Regions from separate parts of the Homo sapiens genome. Here region 2 is linked to region 1. A link is an interaction called in ENCODE POLR2A ChIA-PET data of the cell type or tissue named here. Cell type or tissue: Caco-2. All regions are shown on one strand.

Region 1 (2,500 bases):
CATTTAATAAGATTAAATAACAAAACAACACAACACAACCCAGGGGGCTGGGGATGAAGGGTGGGAGGGAGCTGAGTGTGGTCATGAAAGGGCAACAGGAGGGATCCTGTGGGGGCAGATCCGGGAACGTTCGCATGTGATAAATTGGCACAGAGCTCCATGCACAAACGCACCCAACACTGGAGAAGTCTAAGTGCAGTCGGCACTGTGTTGACGTGGACGTCCTAGCTGTGATGTTGTCCCGCGGCTGTGCAAGACTGGGCAAAGGGTACAGGGACCTCTCTATTTTTTGCAATTGCCTATGAATCTACAATTATCTCAAAATAAAAAGCTGAATTAAAAAGCATCTACTTAGGGCCAGGCATGGTGGGTCAAGCCTGTAATCCCAACACTTCGGGAGGTCAAGGCAGGCAGAGCAATTGAGCCCAGAAGTTGGAGACCAGGTTGAGCAACATGGCAAAACCCCATCTCTACAAAAAAATACAAAAAATTAGTGGATGTGGTGGCATTCACCTGTAGTCCCAGCTCATCGGGGGTAGCTGAGGTAGGAGAATTGCTTCAGCCTGGCAGGTCAAGGCTGCAGAGAGCTGTGATTGTGCCACTGCACTCCAGCCCGGGTGACCAAGTGAGACCTTGTCTCAAAAAAAAAAAAAAAAAAAAAAAAAAAAGCATCTACTTGAAACAAAACAAAACACAGAGGGGAATGGGTTTGGGTTTGGGATGGGGGGATGTGTTTTAAGCTAAATCAGCTCCTAGCACAAAAAGACCCAGGCACCGCTCTGTTCCTATCTTCAGGCAACCCTGGGCCCTTTTGCTGGGTTTGTTTTCAGTCTTGCCCAGCCCTCAGCTGGCCCATCCTGCTCCCCTGATCTGGCCCGTGCCTTGGCCTCTCCACAGGCTCTTTTCTTCTCCATCAACACCCGCTGGGGCTACACCTCAGCATCCATGGAGCCTCTTCCCCATTGTCCCTGCTGTGCCCACAAGTGAACTGTGATGTCACAACCTCTGCTCCTGACCCATCCCCTTGTTCCCACAGGCTCCAGGTACTTCACTCTGGAGACAGGACATGGGTGGGATTGGCAGGGACCCCCATCATGTGGACGCCAAGCAGTGCCCAGTCCAGTCCAGGCCCAGATCTGAGTCCCTTCTTTCTCCTGTGCCGAGGGCAGATGTACTCTGTGCCCATCCACACACACACACAGTCACGCACAGGTGGGAGCACAAACTGGCCTGGAGATGTGTACACACGGAGGACAGACCTGCACACACGAAGACCATGGGATGCACATTCACGTAGCATTAGCGGTAGCCACGTTCCCGTGTGGACACACACACCCTGGAGCCAGCCCCGCCCATGCGGCCGCACCCCCACCTGCAGGAAGGCTTCCCTGCCAGGTGCAGTTATCGTTCCAAACAAACCCCCAGCTGATAAGGAGACTGCCTTTGAACGGGAGCCCTTCCCTCCTCTGTGATCAGATAAGCAGGCCGGGAAGAAAGAGAAAATCCCCCCCCCCTTCTCCTCCTCAGACTCCTGCTGCTCCACACAGGGGCTGCCTGGGGGCCTGCAGCCCCCTCCTGCCGCGCCCCCTCTCAATCATGCCTCGGATCACAGGATCACAGGCACCGTGACAGGCAGCTCCTCCGGTTTGGGTTTCAATCGGGAGAGCTGCAGCCTCAGGCAGCCAAGCCGGGCCCCTCCACCTGGGTCTGAGGGGCCACTGGATCTCTGTTGTGAGGACCCTGCCTCAAGGGTCCTGGCTGTTGGGACCCCCAAGCCTTGGAGTATCCCACCGCAGGCAGGCCCCCCCCCATCTCTGGCCACTACCGAGGCTTGTGGTTTGATTTGGGTTTCTTTTTGTCTCGATGGCCCTGGCTGGTAGGGTCCCTGTTCAAACTAGATTGTGGGATCCTCCACCTAGGCCCCTGGCTTGTAGGGTCCTACTCATAGGGGACTCACCAGTTTGTCGGATTCCTCAGAGCAGACCCCGCCTGTTGAACTCCCAGCTCAGACCCTGGTCTGTGGGATCCTCATCTCAGAGATGCTGGGGACAGGGACCCTGTTCTCAGAGGCTCTAATTTCTGAGCACCCCATGTTCCTGAATCTGGGTCTGTGGGACCCCTCTCCTCCCTGCAGTGAGAACTGAGTCGGCCTCAGGAGAGGAGCGGGGCCCAGGGGAGAGGGGTCAGGCAGTGGGTTACAGGGCAGCGTTCCCATGGCCCTGCCTGGGGCTAAGGCGTAATTAGAGGTCTCAGGTGTGTGTGTTGTTGGGAGGGGGGGAGAAGAAGGTGGGCTCCAAGGCCCTTCGTTTTGTTTATCCTTCACAAAGACCCCCAACAGGAGGCCGCTGTCCCCTTGAGACAACCCTGCAGTCTCAGCTCTGGGCTGACCCCCGCCCCCTGTGCCCCACCCCTTGCACCTGCCAGCTGCCTGCTGAGGAGGATGGCAGCCCTCGGGGTCTGGGGACAGATAGGCCAGGCTGCCCTTCCCGGGGCAGCTTGG
Region 2 (2,500 bases), 67 kb after region 1:
GTTGGTCTGGATCTGAAGCTCATCTACCTTCCACCTATCTGCTGCCTGGCCAGACGCCTCAGCCTGCCCTTGGGGACCCCCCACGACCGGGGGCTGATGTCTCCCAGCCTCACTTCACATCATGCCTCCCTCTGCCTTGTCTAGGTTGACCCTCTCACTCATAGCTTCTCTCCTCCAGTCTCAATGTGGAAGCTCCACCATCCCCAGTGGACTCCAGACCTCAACCCGATGTCCTCCACAGGGACCTCCCTGCCTCCAGTAACCTGACTCAGACTTGAACTTCTGAATCACAGCAGCTCTTCATGTCTCCCATTTGGAAATGAAAACCCTCCCTGGACTCCAAGCCTCCTGCTAGCTACTGTCTTCCATCTCTCTTTCCATTTCCTGCCAAGCCTTTAAAAGAGGGGTGTACAGCCCCTGCCCTTGTCCACCTCCTCACCGCCCCAACTCTCAGCAGCTTACTACCATCTCTCACCTGAAACGGCGGCTGGCTCGGCTGCCCCCACCCTACGAGTTGTCTGGTCCCTTTGCCAGGCTTTTTGGCCTCATCCTACACCCTTAATGTTCCTCTTCCCTGGCTCACCACCTACCCCCTGGCTCCTCCTTCTCCAGCTACATTTTGGCATTTCTTCTTTTGCTCTGTGTCCCCATACTGGTGTCCCCCAGCATTCAAACCCAACCTCCATGGCCAGCTGCCTCCTGGTGTCCTCACTGGGACACTCCCCAGGCCCCGGTGGCCTTCTCCCCATCAGGCCTCCTCATGGGTCCCCATCTCCCTGGGAGGCATCACCATCAGCCACCAGCCAGGTGGGACACCCGAGCGTGCTGCAGACTTCCTCCTCTTCTTCTTCATTTTCCACTCCTCCTTCTCCAAGTCTGGTGCCGAGTCCTGTCCATTCTACCTGTGTATCTTGGGACACCCCTCGTCAGCCCCCCATTCTGGCTGCCATATTCTTTTAGCTCCTTTCTGGTCTCCCATCTCTAACCATCCCCCTTCAAGTTCTGCTCCCTGCTGGGCACAGAGTGACCTCTCTCAAAGGCAAGTGTTATCCTGCCACGTCCCTTCCGTGGCTCCTTGTCGCTCTCACAAAAAAACCCACCTCAATAAAGCCCATCGTAATCTGGCCCCTGCCACTTCTCAATCCTACTTTCTCACTGTGGCATCTTGGATCGGTTCATTAACCTCTCTTGCCAGTCTCTGATGCTCCATAACAGAATGAGCTACATGCAGATCCCCTGACACTCCAGGCTTTCATGCCGCCTGCTTTTTTTTTTTTTTTTTTTTTTTGAGACAGAGTCTTGCTCTGTCGCTCTGGCTGGAGTACAGTGGTGAAATCTCAGCTCGTTGCAACCTCCACCTCCTGGGTTCAAGTGATTCTCCTGCCTCAGCCTCCTGAGTAGGCAGGTTCACAGGCATGCACCACCACACCCGCTAATTTTTGCATTTTTAATAGAGATGGGGTTTCACCGTGTTGGCCAGGCTGGTCTCGAACTCCTGACTTTAAGTGATCCACCCACCTCGGCTTCCAAAAGTGATGGGATTACAGGCATGAGCCACCGTGCCTGGCCTTCAGGCCTTGTACTTTTATGTGAGCCTCTCCTTCTGTCTCCAGTACCCTTCCTCTCTGGCCATCCAGGCCGACCGCTGTCCCTCCTCAAGTCTTCATGCAAATGCCACCTGCCTTTGATTCCCCCTGGGAGACTCAGGGCCCCTTCTCCTGTGGTCCTTTCAGAGCTTATAAGGCACCCATTAAAGTGAGTATTTATGATATTGTAATAGTCTTGTCATATCTGTCTGCTGCCCTTGCCCCCCACTGAACTGGAAGTTTCTTGAAGGTAGGACTCAGGGAGGATTTCATTCTGGGTCTTTTTGTGCTCAGCTCAGGTGTTGGCATGGAGGAAAAGCTCAAAAAATATTTGTTGAATTCCCTTCAAAAAAAAAAAAAAGGGCCAGGTGTGGTGGCTCACGCCTGTAGTTCTGGCACTTTGGGAGGCCAAGGCATGTGGATCACCTGAGGTCAGGAGTTTGAGACCAGTCTGGCCAACATGGTGAAACCCCGCCTCTACTAAAAATACAAAAATTAGCTGGGCATGGTGGCACACGCCTGTAGTCCCAGCTACTCAGGAGGCTGAGGCAGAAGAATCACTTGAACCCGGGAGGCAGAGGTTGTAGTGAGCTGAGATCGCACCACTGCACTCCCGCCTGGATGACAGAGTGAGGCTCCATCTCAAAAAAAAAAAAAAAACAACTGAACTGAAAGTTTGAAGGGCCCCTTGGGTGGGGCTGGAAAGACCAATAGCCAAGGGCTGGTCAGTTGAGGCTTCAAGCCAGAGCCAAACTTGGGGTCTCCTGGGCAGTATCACTCAACACACTCCTTTCCAACACACATCCTGGGGAGCAGAGTTCTGTGAACTCTGAAACTAGAACCCGGCTTCCAGTGTCCTGGATGAATTGAGGTCAACCTTGCCTGAGGCTTTTGGAGCCAGACAGGACTGGCTT

What was found. Peaks named below come from ENCODE experiments on the same cell type or tissue, not always from the same donor. Only the 100,000 strongest peaks of a DNase experiment are listed, where the experiment ranks them.
Region 2: POLR2A ChIA-PET joins it to region 1 with 6 read pairs; 4 of 35 experiments call an interaction of 5 or more read pairs at or near these places.

The regions. Positions count from the first base shown.
Region 1 is chr9:126,651,311-126,653,810 of GRCh38, reverse strand. All of the region lies in intron 2 of LMX1B (LIM homeobox transcription factor 1 beta), which reads right to left. Among named protein-coding and RNA genes, the nearest start is that of LMX1B, 39 kb to the right of the region's middle. RefSeq lists an enhancer at 757-1,636. In Caco-2, no CTCF peak of the experiment used is centred here; a DNase peak (open chromatin) is centred at 1,470.
Region 2 is chr9:126,583,905-126,586,404 of GRCh38, reverse strand. No RefSeq gene overlaps it. Among named protein-coding and RNA genes, the nearest start is that of LMX1B-DT, 29 kb to the left of the region's middle. RefSeq lists an enhancer at 76-245. In Caco-2, no CTCF peak of the experiment used is centred here; no DNase peak of the experiment used is centred here.